Regions from separate parts of the Homo sapiens genome. Here regions 1 and 3 are each linked to region 2. The links are chromatin loops, found by intact Hi-C in ENCODE. Cell type or tissue: ascending aorta. All regions are shown on one strand. Links, peaks and the distances in the headings refer to the core of each region. The heading gives the core; the rest is flanking DNA. Region 1 overlaps CACNB4 (calcium voltage-gated channel auxiliary subunit beta 4). Region 2 overlaps CACNB4 (calcium voltage-gated channel auxiliary subunit beta 4). Region 3 overlaps CACNB4 (calcium voltage-gated channel auxiliary subunit beta 4).

Region 1 (5,919 bases), core at 276-5,275, 64 kb after region 2:
TATAAAGTTTTCTGCAGTATGTTGCAGAGGCAAAATTTAGAACCAGGACTTGACTGGGCACTCTGATAAAACCGCTAACCAGGAGTTCTTGTTCTAGGCTGCCAGGAAAATCTATGCTACCCTTGCTAGAATGATGGCCTCTACTGAGAGACAAAGTTGCCCTTAAAGGCAACAAATTCACAAGTCAACATTTCTACATGTAGAAAAACTTTCAAAGGACCAGATTCAGCAGTCAACTATTTCTTAAAGCTTTTTCCCCCACTCAGTGGACAGCAGATTCTCAGCTATATGGATAGGTCTATGTTTTTCAAAACCTGTGCATGATTTATGAAACATAATCAAATACACCAGTCCTCCCAATACCTCTGCTGTGTAAATGTTACCATCTATGCAAATATCAACTTTTAATGCCAGCTTAAGGAAACTGTAAGGATGATGTTCCTGTAGCAGCCATAAGACAAACCTCCAGGGTTTTTTGCGGTGGGGGAGGCAAGGAAGGGGTTGACTTTTTAACTTCGCCACATCAGTCAGACTGGATTTCAGAACTTTTTTTTTTTTTTTTTTTTTTTTTGAGACGGAGTCTCGCTGTGTCGCCCAGGCTGGAGTGCAGTGGTGCAATCTCAGCTCACTGCAAGCTCCGCCTCCGGGGTTCACGCCATTCTCCTGCCTCAGCCTCCTGAGTAGCTGGGGACTACAGGCGCCCGCCACCACGCCTGGCTAATTTTTTTTTTTTTTTTTGTATTTTTAGTAGAGACGGGATTTCACCATGTTAGCCAGGCTGGTGTCGAACTCCTGACCTCGTGATCCTCCCACCTCGGCCTCCCAAAGTGCTGAGATTACAGGCGTGAGCCACTGCGCCTGGCCTTTTTTAATTTTTTTATTTTTATTTTATTTTATTTTTTTTTTGAGATGGAGTCTTGCTGTGTCATCCAGGCTGGAGTGCAATGGTGCCATCTCGGCTCACTGCAACCTCTGCCTCCCGGGTTCAAACGATTCTCCTGCCTCAGCCTCCCGAGTAGCTGGGATTACAGGCGCCCCCCACCATGCCCGGCTAATTTTTGTATTTTTAGTAGAGATGGGGTTTCACCATGTCAGCCAGGCTGGTCTCAAACTCCTGACCTGGTGATCCACCCACCTTGGCCTCCCAAAGTGCTGGGATTACAGGCGTGAGCCACCGTGCCCAGCCTTCAGTGCTGTTTAAATAGCTCTTCTAGTGTGGGCTTCAACTGAGAACATCCCTGTTTTCATCCTCAAGGTTGTTTTTCTGCTCAGTGTTCTTGTTGACCACGTCTGGGCTGCTGCAGGACAATGATTGAAGTTTTAGTAGTGAAAGAGTTCAATAGTGTTGACATTGAAACTGGAAAATCATTTTACTAATGTAAGATGATGCTTTACTATATTGAAATCTTAGACAAATAGATGACCCATAGCCCAAATACAGGTAGGATTTATCTTTTGTAATAAGCTGAGTCTCTTTTTCCTTTAGATGTATATGCAAAAGAGAAGATGGATGAAAACTAACGTTTCACAAGTGATATGGGCTTAATATAGCACAAAACAAGAAGAATTGGTGCTGAGTATCACATAATTTTCATTGCAGTTTACTTCCTAGCACTTAATCTAGTCAAAATATTTTTCTTCACAACATTGCTACTTTCCGAATAACTCAGATGCTTAACTATATTCTGCCATCTAAATTTATATCTGCAATAAGGCATGGAGTGTGTGCATCAAATTTTAGGCAAATGAAAAAGAACTCGCCCCAGGATACTGTTATGGATGTGACAATTTAAGAAGCTACACATCATCTGAAACTATTCTATTTTCTTTGCCAGGGTTCAGCGGATTCCTACACAAGCAGGCCGTCTGACTCCGATGTCTCTTTGGAAGAGGACCGGGAAGCAATTCGACAGGAGAGAGAACAGCAAGCAGCTATCCAGCTTGAGAGAGCAAAGGTGAGTCTCTTTCCTTCTCTTTGGCTCAAAAGTGGGTCGTTGCTCAGTGGCTACCAGCTGCTCTTCCCTTACCTCACATTTCTGGAATAATCATTTTGTGATTATTCTAACAAGGCTCCAGATTGGGAAGCTCTCTGATCCTTTCACCTCTAAGTGAGGTTAGTAACATCTCCAAAGAGGCATTTCCTCAGAACCTTCACCTTTTTGTATTTGGTTTGGTGGTGAATTATTGGTCGTCTTCCAACTTAGCAATATCAAACCTCCCATGCCCAGTGTTGGCAGACAGCCCCCCAGGCACCAGCTGGCCCTGCCTATTCCTGGCCCCTCCTCATCCATTACTTCAGCCTTTATTACAGGCCACACGTGTGCTGTTGTTCTGTGGATCGCCCTGTTTGTTTCTCTACTCTTCTCTCTCGCTTTCAGTATCCCACCTCAAGTTCAGTGTGAAGTTCAGGACTTTGAACAACTCTGAGAAGTGCAGCAAAGACAAGCAATAAAGGCCATTGCCAAAATAGACCTTCAGATATTCCACAAGAAGAGGCCTCCATAGAAATCGCTGCATCCACAGGAAGCAGCAAGGAGCCAACTGCATGGTTGAAAGTTAGAACCAGAAGAGTCACTAGGGATCTCCCATTCCATGTGCTTCCAACTTTGTTTTGTTTGTTTGTTTGCTTTTTGATTTTTTGAAGCACGACCCTTTTTGTCCAATGAAATTTTATGCACAATAGCAAAATACAAGACAAGGTCATGGCCGGCCTGTCCTCTTTGCCCTACGTGACAGACTCCTAAGGTATATTGGTTCAGTCTTCTGATTTTTAGAAGAAGAAAAAACAGAAGCCCAAATAAAGTGAATTCCTTCCCTTTTCTATTTTTATTGTAAAATATTTAGAGGTGAGAGGCTGTGCATGGTGGCTCACATCTGTAATTCCAGCTACTTGGGAAGCTAAGGTAGGAGGATCACCTAGGCCCAGGAAATAAAGGCTGCAGTGAACTGAGATCACACCAGTGCACTCCAGCCTGGGCAACAGAGCAAAACCCTACCAAAAAAAAAAAAAAAAAAAAAAAAAAAGAGGGGCCGGTGCAGTGGCTTACGCCTGTAATCCCAGCACTTTGGGAGGCCGAGGCGGGCAGATCATGAGGTCAGGAGTTAGAGACCAGCCTGGCCAACATGGTGAAACCCCACCTCTACTAAATATACAAAAAATAGCTGGGCGTGGTGGTGTGCACCTGTAATCCCAGCTACTCGGGAGGCAGAGGCAAGAGAATCACTTGAACCCAGGAGGCAGAGGTTGCAGTCAGCCGAGATCACACCATTGCATTCCAGCCTGGGCAACAGGGTGAGACTCCGTCTCAAAAAAAAAAAAAAAAAAAGATGGGAGGAGAATGATGCAGTCAAATTAGGTGTCTTCATTTGCCTCAACACCTATGATGTCTGTACTCTGTTGGTGGAAGGGGCTTTTCTTGCAGTACATGTGAAGGGACATCAGTGAGGTTTCAGCCTTAACTGCTGTTCCCCAGTCAGATTCCCAGCACAAATACATAAGCTGGTAACAAAGCAGCTCAGAATATCAGGAATCTTGTGTCTCACTGTGGCTAATTTTTGTTACAAAATTTTCTTTCAGAATCTGTTTTGTGACCAGTGTGGTCACCCGAATTTGGGTGGCAGCACCGTTTGCTTAGGCTGGTGGTTTACGTGTCCCCACAGTGCTGTGCCAGCCTGAGAGCACTTTGCTGAGAGGCATTTGTGTAAAAAGAGTTTCAAAACCAGCTTCGTTAGCTAGAGAGAAGGTGATCTGTGAAGAGCCCTGCCCATCAGCTTTGACGCTGACTAACCCTTCTTTTCCCCGGCAGGACCAGATATTCTGTTGTATAGAATCCCACACGTTTTCAGATCTGGACTATTTAAAAAATACTATTTTATCCTCTTCCCACCTTTTTTTTTTTCTTTTTAAAAAGACCTTGCACACATTTCCTGTATTCCAAGTTAAGAAGCTATTGGTTATCATTTAAAATAAACACAGATTTTAAGATTAGAGAAGAGACTGTCCTCCCCTGCCTTTGTCTATCCCTCTTAATACTTTAGAGCACATTTTAAAATTTGGAATATTGGAAAGTATTGCAGGAAAGGAAAAATGGTTGGGCTGATAGGACCAATCATTTTCAGAGTCATCTCTGCAGGTTTCTTGATATTGCTTGAGAATGTAAAACTCATTTGAGATCCCTCTTTGGAAAGTTATTTCTCACTACCTGGTACTATCAGAGTTTCAATATGAAAAATGCTCCTCTCTCCTCCCTTCCTCATTCCTTATTCCATGGTTCTGTCCCTAGTCCAAACCTGTAGCATTTGCCGTGAAGACAAATGTGAGCTACTGCGGCGCCCTGGACGAGGATGTGCCTGTTCCAAGCACAGCTATCTCCTTTGATGCTAAAGACTTTCTACATATTAAAGAGGTAAATGTAGAACATACTGCATCCCTTCACCTGCCAAAAAGCTGAAGCCAGGAATCAGCTCTGAGCCAAACTAGCCAGAGAGGAGACCCAAGGAGCTGCCAGTGCAGTACATGATTTAATTTGCTGAGCCTCCCAAATCTAGTCATTCTCATTAAGATTGAGAAGTCTGAGATCATTGCTTGCATTATCACACACTGACAACATTAAATCACAGTCAACCTTAAAATTATAGCATAGATTTCTGACAGACCTCTATGGTCCTCTGGGCACCTTTAAATCCCCTTCTGTGACTGCAGAGCCATAAATATATGGATCCAACTTTGGAAAATGTAAGTTTGGTGTCATGGCACCTACCCAGAAGGGACTGTTTACAGGGGATGTTGTAATTATAGACATGTAGACTATAGTGCTGTGCACCTTGACTATGGAACCAACACTAGAGTGTATAATCATTCAAAGAAAGATTTACAGCTAAGAAAAGGGCAGAGGGCTCTGGGAAACAGAAAGGCAAAAGGGTAAAGTGTTTGAGTAGCCAAGAAGGGTGGGATCCAAGACCCCTAGTGGAGGGACAGACCTTTGATAGAAAGAAGAATGCTAATTCATTGTGACATGCAGGGAAAAGATGAGTGCAGGCACAGACACTTCAGGGCCTTGGGAATAGGAAACTGAGGACCCATCAACTTCAACCATGGCCTCTACTTTCTTGATGGTATATGAGGTGAGGATGTCTACATTTGTCTAGAAGACAAGAACTCTTGACCTGAAACATGTGCCCTGGCATCTGAATGGTTAAGTTGATTATGTCTCACCATTTCCATCAAAAATGCCCAAGCCATATTCATTAGTTGCTAATACCCACTGTGTCCAAGGAGAAGCACCACTTGAAAAGGTAAGAGATGTTCTTACATGTGACATGCACACTCACTCACACCAACATTCCAACCTTGTATTTGATTGCTTTCCTGCATTGTATCAAGGTCTCAATTTGTCCTGGCTGCTGTTTGAGCTATGTGCTTGTTGATCAGTGATTTTCTCTTCAGTCTGGCAGTTTGATGTGACATTGAGCTGGTAATCTTATGTGGACCAGAGCCTCTTGTTTTCATGTCTTGAAATTATCAGATAAGAAAACATCTTTGATATAGAAAGTGCTAATCATTTTAGGGAAATCCAAATAGAGAAGGGTTGGAACAACACCGAGGTGACCTCTGTAGAGAGCTGGCACAAGTTCCCAGAACATCAACACAAATGAATACATTTCTATAATCAAGTTATAGCCTTCCCTCTCATCCATCACTTAGAAGGCCATCTATTATGCACCATGTTAAGTAGTTTCTCAATAATAAAAAAAAAAAAGCTTAAATGCAGAGAAAAGCTACAACTATGCTTGTCACATAAGCCAAATGATGATCAAATTAAGCTCTTGATTTTACATAGTGACTTTCTCCCTAGTAACTCAAAAAATTCATTCCTCCTGAGTCAGATTCTCACTGTGCTTTCGCTGTTTCCTAGAACT
Region 2 (5,919 bases), core at 364-5,363:
CTGATCATGTTATTTACCTATATGAAACCCTTCAGTAGTCCTCCATGGCCTTCAGAACCCATTGCAGATGCCTTTCCTTGGCACATCAGGACCTTGACATCATGGCCCTTGCTAGGACCTCAGCCTCGGCTTCTCCCTCTTTCTCACAGCCATCCTTGCATATCAGCCACATCACCTACTTGGTAGGTCCCTGAACGGACCATGCTGTTTTATACCTTCTTGCCTTTGCATATGTGTCTTCTTTTGGCTACGAACTAACTGTTCCATCTCCTTCAAGGCCTGACTCAACATCACATCCTGCCAGAAGCCTCTCATAATTCCCTAGTCTGAACTTTTGGTACTTTCCTCTGCACTTTAACTCCTTGTTTGCTTCTCTGTATCTTTTACTAGGCTCCGTAAGGGCAGGGATGCTTACTCTGTTTAGTCCATCATGTGTCTGAAATACCTGCAGCCTTGCTTGGCAAAAAGAAACTCACAAAGTAGTTGTTGACTGAACTGAGTGTCAGTCCTCTTAGGTCAGGATGGCACTTTTTTTTTTTTGTTACCTATTTATTTTGATACCTATTTGAAAGCAATAGGTATCATACGTGTTAATTGAATTAAAGTATGGAAGGAAAGAGGAAGGGACAAAGAAGGAGGAAGTCAGGGAGAAAAGGTAGGAAGAGAAGAAGAGGAAAGAAGAAAGCAGGTCAGGCAAAGAAAAAGACCAAAAACCAAAAAAGAGAGCAAGCAGAAAGAGGTAGGGGAATGAATGAAACTGGGAAAGACAGGAAGTAGATACCAATGACATCTACCTTTAAACAAATGTACTATCATTCCATTTATTCTCTAGATCTCATAATTATTACATTAAACTGTGTGCTTGCAGAGTAGAAGGGTGGAGGAGAGAAGCTGGAGAAGTGGAGGGCTTAAATCCCAGGAATGAATGCCTCCCAGTCCCACCTTATTCCACTTACACTCTGTACTGTGGCCAGGGGCAGGGGAACTAGTAGTTTCAAAATACCCAAGGGTACAGGGCACTTGGCAGGAACTGCTGCTTCCATTACATCTGTCATTTTAGACTTTTTTTCTTTTTTTTTTTGACAGGATCTCACTCTGTTGCCCAGGCTGGAGTGCAGTGGCACGATCTTGGCTCACTGCAGCCTGGACTTGCTAGGCTCAGATGATTCTCCCACCTCAGCTTCCTGAGTAGCTGGGACTACAGGCATGCATCACTATGCCTGGCTAATTTTTATATTTTTTATAGAGACAGGAGTCTCCCTGTGTTGCCCAGGCTGGTCTCAAACTCCTGGGCTCAACCAATCCACCCTCCTTGGCCTCCAAAGTGTTGGGATTACAGGCATGAACCACTGCACCTGGTCTGGACTGTTTTTAGGACCTTCAGGTCAGAGCACAGAAAGGGACATTCAAGACTGTAGTGGGAGTGGCTGTCTTCTGCCTTTTGCTTACCTGTTCCAGGTTATATAATTTGCACCTTTGCTAGTGATGCCACTCACTGCCTTTTGATTGCAGCTAAACTGCAAGGCTCATTTAGGAAATGCTGGCTTTGGGGTAGGAGAGCTTTTTAAATGTAGATCTCTAAGAAAAAAATGACACCCGGTTTGTTCCTAGTTTCTCATGAGAGATTTTAAGGCAACCAATCCAAATGCAATAAATACACCAATGACACTATCATCCATACCCACATTGCCTTATGCATGCCAAAAACTGAAAGCCCAAGAAAGCCGCCAAGTGAGTCATTGGCTTCTTGAAGGCCTGAGCTCCTCAGTGGAGCACCAGAATGCCCTCGCCTACCTCCGGCAGCCTCGGCCAAGACTCCTCAGTATGCCATTTCTGCACTCTGGTTTGCTTTCTCTTCCCTTTTTAAGCTACTGCTGCTTGTTTTTTATAAACCAGGGACTTATTAGCCAACAAATAGACATTCTCATAATAGTGAGTGAAATCTGATCTTATCTCTCTTTCTGCTGGGCTCCGGGGCAGGTGCCTGCAGGAAGTGCTGGGTGGTCTCAGAAGAGGCAAGTGGAACTGGCAGTGTCCATTCCCAAATAGAAGCCTTGCTGCCAGACCCGGACGACCTCGCAGCTTTTTGCAAATGAAAGAACCTTCTCCCTACCAAGGGAGCCGTGCAGTAAACGTTTCTGGCAGCGCTTTTGAAAAGTGCATAGACATTCTCAGGCCACTTGGGACCTGTTTCTGAAGTTACTTATTCTATGTGTGATGCGGAATTCTTATAGCAGCGACTCTTAAAGTGTGGTCCACAGGCCACTCTGCAATAGAATCCCGTCCCCCACTCCCCCTGCCTAGGGAAACTGGTTAGGAATGCAGTTTCTAGAACTCCACTCAGAATCCGCTAGGGGCAGCAGGGAGCAGTATATTTAATAAGTACCCCACGTGATTCTTCTTTGCCCCCTAAGTTCCAGAACCACTGTTTTGCAGGTTTACAGAACAGCAGATCTTGAAAGGCAAGCAAGCCCTGGACATCTTCTCTTTCCATCTTCTGTTGCCTGCATAGCCCCATCCCTGTTGTTTCACCTGGGTGACCCTGTGTTACAGGATGACGCTACCAGCCATGAAGTGCCTTCTGCAGGCTGTGGAGGGCTCTCCTTCTGGGGATCCGGTTTAATCCATTCTTTTCATGGGGTTGCTTTTTCTGAGGACTGCTCTTTTTTTTCACATTGACCATACACAGAATGTTTTTCATCTGGTGTCTCTCCTTGGGGAATTGGACTGAAATCAAATTTCAGGCTGTGAGCACATGTCACACCAGGATTTATGGCACAGGACACCAGAATTTACTCAGATTTTGTTTTCTAAAGGACTCAGAATCACCGTCCTTCAGAGTCATAATATTCCTTCCATAAGGATCTATTGAAGAGATTGATGAAATTGTATTGATGAAATTTCATCACTGAAATTTGTATGAAATTTGATGAAATTATAAGAGAGAAACAGCTTATATCCCTGGGACGGTGTTTTCTTTTTTCTTTCTCTCCTCCCCATGGGACATGCTGGCCCTGCTTTCCACCCCATTGTACCAGGTGCCTTGTGCCCTGCTGGAGCCCTGGGGTGCTCAGGACACACCCTGAAGCTCTGATCTTTCTCTGCTGGTTGTCCATCAGAATGTATCTGTCATGTGGCTCACGTTCTCAGAATTTTGCTAAATTGATGATCTCATTATATATTGTTAAGGAATGCTAATGGTTTAAAGTGCATCCAACAGCCTTCTGATAACATTTGCATCTCAGTAACAACCTTTAGTGGAGTGAGTAATGTAGGATTTTGAGGCCCCTTAGGGTGACTAGCCATCAGGGTTTGCCTGGGACTGTCCTGTGTCCTGGGAAACACTGAAGTCCCAGGCAAACCAGGAAGGTTGGTCACTGAAGCCTCATTGGGAGCCTTTTTTTTTTTTTGCGACAGAGTTTTACTCTTGTTGCCCGGGCTGGAGTGCAATGGCGCAATCTTGGCTCACTGCAACCTCCACCTCCCGGGTTCAAGTGATTCTCCTGCCTCAGCCTTCTGAGTGGCTGGGATTACAGCCACCCACCACCATGCCTGGCTAATTTTTGTATTTTTAGTAGAGACAGGGTTTCGCCATGTTGGCCAGGCTGGTCTTGAACTCCTGACCTCATGTGATCTACCAGCCTTCGCCTCCCAAAGTGCTAGGATTACAGCCGTGAGCCACCGCACCTGGCCTTGGGAGGCATTTTATTATAATAATAATAATAACAACAACAATAGTAGCAGCAGCAGTAGTAATAATAATAGCTAACATTTATGTAGTGCTTTGTGCCAGTGCTGTTCTAACTTCTTTGTATATACACACACGCGCACACACACATGTAATTCTTTTTTTTTTTTTTTTTTAAAGACAGGGTCATCTTGCTCCATCACACAGGCTGAAGTGCAATAATCTTAGCTCACTGCAGCCTTGAACTCCTGGGCTCAGCTCCCGCCTCCTAAGTAGCTATGACTACAGGCGCGTACTATTGCTACTTTACATATATTAACTCATTTGTTCCTCTCAACAACCCTACGGGCTATGTACTAACATTATCGCCATTTTAAATTTAAATTTAAATTTATTTATTTGAAACAGGGTTTCACTCTGTCACCTAGGCTGGAGTGTGGTGGTGCAATCACAGCTCACTGGAGCCTCTACTTCCAGGGACCAGGTGATCCTCCCACCTCAGCCTCCTGAGTAGCTATGACTATGGCACACACCACCACACCCAGCTAATCTTTATAATTTTTGTAGAGACAAGGTTTCACCACCTTGAACTCCCGGGCTCAAGCAGTCCCCACCTCAGCCTCTCAAAGTGCTGGGATTACAGGCATGAGCCATCATGCCCGGCCTATCCCCATTGTTAAGATGAGGAAACAGAAATAGAGACACCCCTGGGCAAGTGCAGGCAGGAGAGGAGGATTTCTGGAATTTCTAAAGTTGGCAGGAGTCTGCCTGTTCTACCTGTGTGTAAGGCTGCTGTGCAAGAGGTAGTCCTGGGATAAAACTATCTTCAAAACCTGAGTATTTTCCACTATCCCAGATAGCTTTCCTTTTGATGAACTTTTTGTTTGTTTGGAAATCATTTTAACAAACAAATACATTGAGACACCGAGTGTCTCAGTCACTTATTGGGACTAAGTTCAATATTTACTGGAAGTTCTACTGAGAACAGAGAAACCCAGAGTGCAAGCGAAGCTTACACCCCTACCCCATCTCCTGTGAATAGCTAATGAGGAAATCCTGACATTTTATGTTATGTTAATGTATTATGCCATTTTCTTCCTATTCTTATTAATATTGGCCCAATCTAGACCCTATTGTCTCACAACTGGATTACTGCTACAGCCTCATTTTTGACTTCCTGGGTTCTAGTCCTCCTCCTCCTCTTCTTTCCAAGAAGACAGTTTCTGCTAGAACTGTCTTCAGTTGTAACTTTTTGTTGTTGAAACAGAGTCTTGCTCTGTCACCCAGCCTGGAGTGCTGTGGCAGGATCTTGGCTCACTGCAACCTCCGTGTGCCGGGTTCAAGCAATTCTTCTGCCTCACCCTCCTGAGTATCTGGGATTACAGGCGTGTGCCATGACACCTGGCTAATTTTTATATTTTAAGTTGAGATGGAGTTTCTCCATGTTGGCCAGGCTGGTCTCGAACTCCTGACCTCAGGTGATCTGCCTGCCTTGGCCTCCTCAAGTGCTGGGATTATAGGTGTAAGCCACCACACCCGGCCTTCAGTTGTAACTTTTATCATGTCTCTCTCCTGTTTAATACCTATACTCTCTTTTTCTTCCAGATCAGACCCAAATAACTCAAGACTAATTTTTTCTGTCTACTGTATTCTCCTGTATTTCTCATCATAGGAGCTCAGCACTGTAAAGGACTTTAGAAAGTACAATCCCAGGCCGGACGTGGTGGCTTATGCCTGTAATCCCAGCGCTTTGGGAGGCTGAGGTGGGAGGATCACTTGAGGCCAGGAATTTGAGACAAGCCTGGGCAACAAAGCGAAACTCCATCTCTACAAAAAAAGTTAAAAACAAAATTAGCCAGGTGTGGTGGCGTGTGCTTGTTGTGTCATCTCAGCTACTTAGGAGACTGAGGCAGGAGGATAACATGAGTCCAGGTGTTCGAAGCTATAGTGAGCTGTGGTCACTCCATTGCACTCCAGCCTGGGCAACAGAACAAGACCCTTTCTCTAAAAAAAAAAAAAAAAAAGAAAGAAAGTATAATCCTGTATCCGATAATCAGTGTTCCACACAAACCATCATTCAGGGGCAATTTTTAACACCTCCAATGACAGGCAACTTATGGAAACACATTTCATTTACACATTTTGTCAGAAAGTTCTTTCTTGAATGTAGGTAAAATTGGAGTCTCTAATAATTGTTCATCAGCCTTTGTTCTGTCCTTTTTTCATCTGCC
Region 3 (5,919 bases), core at 485-5,484, 50 kb before region 2:
AATTGGGTTAGAGGTAAAGGAGTGGACTGGGGCTGTTGTTGTGCATTTTAAAAATAGGTGCTCCTTTGTCAAGATGCTGGAATGACATAAGTATTTATTTCCTTTTCATCCCAGAATCTCACTGAAATGATTCCCCCAAAGGGTATAAGAAGAAAAAAAAAAAACCATAACAGGGCGGGCAGACAGAATAAGGTACCATCAACTGGAAAGAAATTCTGAGGATTGTCCCGAAGGTACCAGCAGATGGGACTGGGGACTGGATTTTAAAAGATAGAGCAAAAAACCCAGAGGGGGCGGACATGAACTGTCCAAGGGGAGCACCGTTCTGGGCTGGAGCTGGGAAGAAGCACCACCTGCGCCATCTAGTGGAGGTCATGAGTAGGCCATGGAGTGAGTGATTGATTGTCTGGATAATTAATTAAAAGACACCCTGTTCCTACTGATTCCTTATGCCAAGCAGCTGACAGCCGCATTTGTTCTCAGGCTAAAGCTGCAAGAACTGTTCTCCAAATAAAATTCAGGCTCAGCCCCGGGGTGTGAGTCCCTACATTGGCACCAAGGTGACAGAGAAGCAGAAGGTACTTTTGCATCTTCGTGAGGGTGAAGCTCACCAAGCTCCAGGGGAAAGCTTTTCACACTTTGGTGGAGAGGTGGGTCACCCTCTTGCTCACTGCTCAGACATCCATTGGGAGACCTGGCTGCCCACCGATGTCCCTATTCTCATAGACTAGGGTAGACAGCCCTCGAACGCAGGGGAGAGGCTCACTGTGAAAATAGATTTTCTGGGGGGTGTGCTGAATACAGCATTCCAATGATGCAGATGTGGGATGACCAGCCTATTATTGGCTGTATGCATTGCTGGTCCTGCTAGATGGACTTAGTGCCCCCGTGGAGGGGAGACAGAATACTGAGAGGAAGGATAATAAGCACCGTGGATTTCTGTACAGGCCTTATCATTTCCACATCTTTCATCTGAGCCTCATAACAATCTTGTGAGGCAAATGGCACTTATGGTTTCATTTTACCAATAAGACAGCTGAGGTTCTGAGAAGTTAAGGAAGTTCAGGGACTTGATCAAGTTCATTCAGGTAACATGTAGCAGAGTAAGGAACCAAAACTGGGTTTTGCTACCTCAGATGATATTCTCTTTCTACTTATCGCATATTTTCCAGTTTACATAATTTACTTAATTTCAACTTTTTTTTTTTTTTTTTTTTTTTTTTTTGGAGATGGAGTTGCCCAGGCTGGATTGCAGTGGCACCATCTCCACTCACCACAACCTACGCCTCCTGAGTTCAAGCGATTCTCTTGTCTGAGCCTCCTGAGTAGCTGGGACTACAGGTGTGCAACACCATGCCCAGCTAATTTTTTTGTATTTTTAGTAGAGACAGGGGTTCACCATGTTGGCCAGGCTGGTCTTGAACTCCTGACCTCAGGCGATCCCCCCACCTTGGCCTCCCAAAGTGCTGGGATTACAGACATGAGCCACCATGCCCAGCCTATTTCAACTTTTTGATAAACATTCATTTCTGGAAGGTAGAGTAGACTTCGGGATCTGTAGATAAATTTGTGCCAGTGTAATAGAGTAATGAGGCTGAAAAACATTGAGAAATATTCTGAAATGATGGCTCCCACGAAAGTGAAAAAGATAGTATCATGTATTAAAAAGGGATTAATTTAGGAATTTGACTGTGGTTGGGTTTAGGACATACTTGTTTCCTGAGGTTGCTGCAACAAAGTACTACAAAGCCGGTGGTGTAAAATAGCACACATTTATTTTCTCACAGTTGTAGGGGTCAGAAGTTGGAAATCAAGGTGTCAGCAGGGTTGCCTTCCTTGGAAGGCTCTGGGGGAGAATTTCGTTCCTTGACCTTCCAGCGTCTGGTGGCCGTTAGCATTCCGTGACTTCTTGGCTCATGGTTACATCACTCCAATCTCAGCATTCATCTTCATGTCACCTTGTCCTCTGTGTCTTCTCCCCTTTGTCCCCTTCGTCTCTTTTTTTTTGAGACAGAGTCTCACTCTGTCTCCCAGGCTGGAGTGCAGTGGCGCGATCTCAGCTCACTGCAAGCTCTGCCTCCTGGGTTCACGCCATTCTCCTGCCTCAGCCTCCTGAGCAGCTGGGACTAGAGGCGCCCGCCACCACGCCTGCCTAATTTTTTGTATTTTTAGTAGAGACGGGGTTTCACCGTGTTGGCCAGGATGGTCTCGATCTCCTGACCTCGTGATCCGCCTGCCTCAGCCTCCCAAAGTGCTGGGATTACAGGCGTGAGCCACTGCGCCTGGCCCCCTTTGTCTCTTATAAGGACACTTGCCATTGGATTTAGGACCCATTCAAGTAATCCAGGATGATCTCATTGCAACATCCTTAACTTAAATTTGCAAAGACCCTTTTTCCAAATGAGGTCACATTTAGAGGTTCCAGGGATTTGAATGCAGATGTATCTTTTGGTGTGGGGTCATCACTCAGCTCACTACAGGGTGTATTTATTTACTTAACATTTTCATAGTGAAATGAAAAAACCCCTTGGCCCTTATACCCTGTGATGTATATTTATACAACCATTGGAACACCTCATCCCTAGGGACTAGGTTTGTGTTATTTTTTTTCTTAAACACCAACAGGTAACAGCTGCCAGTTTGAAAGCAGGAGCTTCTCTTGAGCCTTTCCTGTGTCTGTCTGTGATGACATTTCTGTGACTCCATCTCTGCCTCCTTTTCTTTAGTTTCCTGGGCAAGACACTAGGATTTTAGAAACTGGTATTCAAAAGGGAGGAAATCAAGTGACAGAAAATAAGAAAAATATTCTGAGGTTTCTGCCTTCTTTAATCATGGAAAGGAATGGCAGGTTTACTCAGCCCAGATTGGAAAGAAAGGTAAAAACCTTGGGACAGGAGGGGATATTGGGCTATTTATTTTTGAGTCACTCACATTCTTCAGTTTGAAAATGGAAAAAACTGAAAGCCAGAAGGATTATGTAAGGTCACTTGGCAAGTTGTGGGCTGACATAGCATTAAGACTAAGAGCTTCTGAGTTCTCTATTCTTTTTTTTTTTTTTTTTTAAGAGACAGGGTCTTGCTCTGTTGCCCAGGCTGGAGTGCAGCAGCGTGATCACAGCTCACTGCAGCCCCGATGAGTTCTCTGTTCTGAGCTTCTGAATCACAGTGACTCTTGAGGGGGTCTCACTCTATTAATCTTTGGTTGTCTAAGCAGTATATGAGGGTCTTGACACTCACAGCCAAATGAGCACACAGGAGAGGTTAAGCCTTGACTTTGCTGTGTTTGATCTTCATTCAATAAATGAGTAAAAGAAATGAATGCTGTGGTTGTATTCAACTTGTTTCCAAGCTAGCCAGTAGTGAGAAGCCTGTAAGCAAATGGATTTTTAAAATTTCATACTAGTATCTATTACGGGCAATACCGTTCTTGAATCCAAGTGAATTGTCTGAAGGATTACCATGTCTGGTGCTGGTGTTTGTAGACTTATATAGGAAAAATAACAACAAACAGAAGCCAGCCTTTCTTCTTCATAAGGACTTGCTCCGACCATTCATCTAAAAGTAGATTTTCTCTTTGCAGACTTTGAACTGCTTTGAACTTGTTTGCAAGGTCAGCCCTCCACTAGTTCAGGAGAATGAAAGCTATTTGGAGAGCTGGAGTAAATATTGAAGTAAACCAGCCCAAAGAGCAGTTTGCCTTGTCTCAGGAGAAGTTGATAGCTTTACCAGGTACTGGTAGGTAGTTTCCCAACATAGGGCCCAACTGCCAGGCAATGTTGGTAGGCTCTGCAGACTTCTAAATGACAGACTTTATTTTATTTTATTTTATTTTTGAGACGGAGTCTCGCTTTGTCACCCAGGCTGGGGTGCAGTGGCGTGATCTTGGCTCACTGCAAGCTCCACCTTCTGGGTTCACGCCACTCTCCTGCCTCAGCCTCCCGAGTAGCTGGGACTACAGGTGCCCGCCACCATGCCAGGCTAATTGTTTTTGCATTTTTAGTAGAGACGGGGTTTCACTGTGTTAGCCAGGATGGTACAGACTTTAATAAAGCATGTCTGTTAAGTGATATTATGCTTTGAATCATTTTGTGTATGAACTTACTTCCTTATTTTTTTGGCTAATGCCTATTAAATCTAATGTATTCTGCTTCTTTTTGTGCTAAGCACATGACTGAAAGGCTGTGAGCCATAAATCTTACACTCAAAAAATTCACATGATGTTTTCTCATTTTACCTTGTAATGACTTTGGCCTTGTGGTTTATTGTTATGGCCTGGGAGTGTTTTTGAGGTACATTTTTATTTTTGTCATATAAAGTACCCAAAACACTCCTGGTGTGTGTCTAAGGGATAGCCTTGGGCGGGGGGAGGGGGCAGTTACTTTGGCATTTATGCTTGCAACCTTTTTGGCACTTATATTTGCCAACTGAGTAGGCCAGTAATAATTTGGAATATGTCTTGTTGAGCATATACTTCTGAGAGATGTAAAAACCAAAGTTTCTGCAAATTTATTTAATTCCTTGTTTGATCAGCATCAAACTGGACCTCAAGTTTAAATTTAATTTCTATTTTCACTTGGGAACAAAAATTATTGCAAGAATTGACAAGGCAGCTAGATATGGTGGCTCACACTTGTGATCTCAGTACTTTGGGAGGCTGAGGCAGAAGGATCACTTGAGGCCAGGAGTTCAAGACCAGCATGGGCAAGACTCTGTCTCTAAAGAAAAAAAGAAAGAAAGAAAAGAAAAATGCATTTGCAAGGCTAATAGAAATCAGGAGGCTAAAAGGAAAACCTGGCCTAAATGATGTATCTCCTAGATGTAGGTGGGGCAGGCAGTCATATTTGCTTAAGGAGCCTATGAGGCAGCCTGTAGAAAAGGGACAGGCGCCTCTAATCCCAGCTCCTTGGGAAGCTGAGGCACGAGAATTGCTTGAACCCAGGAGGTGGAGGTTGCAGTGAGCCAAGATTGTACCACTGCACTCCAGCCTGGGCGACAGAGTGAGACTGTGCCTCAAAAAAAAAAGGGGGGACCCTTTTGGCTGGGAATGGTGGCTCACGCCTGTAATCTCAGCACTTTGGGAGGCCAAGGTGGGCAGATCACTTGAGGCCAGGAGTTTGAGACCAGCCCGGCAACATGCTGAAACCCCGTCTCTACTAAAAATACAAAATGAGCTGGGTGTGGTGGCACACGCCTTTAATCCCAGCTACTTGGGAGGCTGAGGCAGAAGAATCGCTTTGTAAAGCATGATCATGCCACTGCACTCCAGCCTGGGCGACAGAGTGAGACAGTGTCTGAAAAAAAAAGAAAAGGGACCCTTTTTTTCTGGATTCCAGACAGGAAAATTTAATCCTCGGTGGTGTTTTTTTTTAAGAAACAGAGTCTTTCTCTCTTACTTAGGCTGGAGTGTAGTGATTCCAGCATAGCTCACTGCAGCCTCAAACTCCTGGGCTAAAGCAATTCTCCTACCTCAGCCTCCCAAGTAGCTGAGACTACAGGCACACACCACCATACTCAGCTAATTTTTAAATTTTTTGTAGAGATAGGGTCTTGCCATGTTATCCAGGCTGGTCTCAAACTCCTGGGCTCAAGCAATCCTCCTGCCTTGACCTCCCAAAGTGCTGGGATTACAGGCATGAGCCACTGTGCCTGGCCACTTTTTCAACTTTAAAAGTGGTCCCCGGCTGGGCACAGTGGCTCACGCCTGTAATCCCAGCACTTTGGGAGGCCGAGGTGGGCGGATCACAAGGTCAGGAGTTCGAGACCAGCCTGACCAACATGGTGAAACCCCGTCTCTACTGAAAATACAAAAATTAGCCCGGCGTGGTGGCACACACCTGTACTCCCAGCTACTCGGGAGGCTGAGGCAGGAGAATCGCTTGAACCTGGGAGGCAGAGGTTGCAGTGGGCCAAGATTGTGCTA

Evidence for each region. Peaks named below come from ENCODE experiments on the same cell type or tissue, not always from the same donor. Only the 100,000 strongest peaks of a DNase experiment are listed, where the experiment ranks them.
Region 1: a loop joins it to region 2, with 2.4 times the contacts of the local background. A loop is called at or near these places in 2 of 110 quality-filtered maps.
Region 3: it touches region 2 in a loop (3-fold over the local background); 3 of 110 quality-filtered maps call a loop at or near these places.

The regions. Positions count from the first base shown.
Region 1 is chr2:151,879,287-151,885,205 of GRCh38, reverse strand. It overlaps CACNB4 (calcium voltage-gated channel auxiliary subunit beta 4), which reads left to right. Exons shown (of 14, transcript NM_000726.5): 3 at 1,836-1,955; 4 at 4,284-4,406. Among named protein-coding and RNA genes, the nearest start is that of ARL5A, 54 kb to the right of the region's middle. In ascending aorta, for the core only: no CTCF peak of the experiment used is centred there; no DNase peak of the experiment used is centred there; H3K27ac peaks cover 1,027 bases.
Region 2 is chr2:151,943,821-151,949,739 of GRCh38, reverse strand. All of the region lies in intron 2 of CACNB4 (calcium voltage-gated channel auxiliary subunit beta 4), which reads left to right. Among named protein-coding and RNA genes, the nearest start is that of ARL5A, 120 kb to the right of the region's middle. In ascending aorta, for the core only: a CTCF peak has its summit at 2,328; DNase peaks (open chromatin) are centred at 1,749 and 2,389; H3K4me3 peaks cover 1,481 bases; H3K27ac peaks cover 2,510 bases.
Region 3 is chr2:151,993,622-151,999,540 of GRCh38, reverse strand. All of the region lies in intron 2 of CACNB4 (calcium voltage-gated channel auxiliary subunit beta 4), which reads left to right. Among named protein-coding and RNA genes, the nearest start is that of CACNB4, 100 kb to the left of the region's middle. RefSeq lists an enhancer at 354-433. In ascending aorta, for the core only: no CTCF peak of the experiment used is centred there; no DNase peak of the experiment used is centred there; H3K27ac peaks cover 2,658 bases.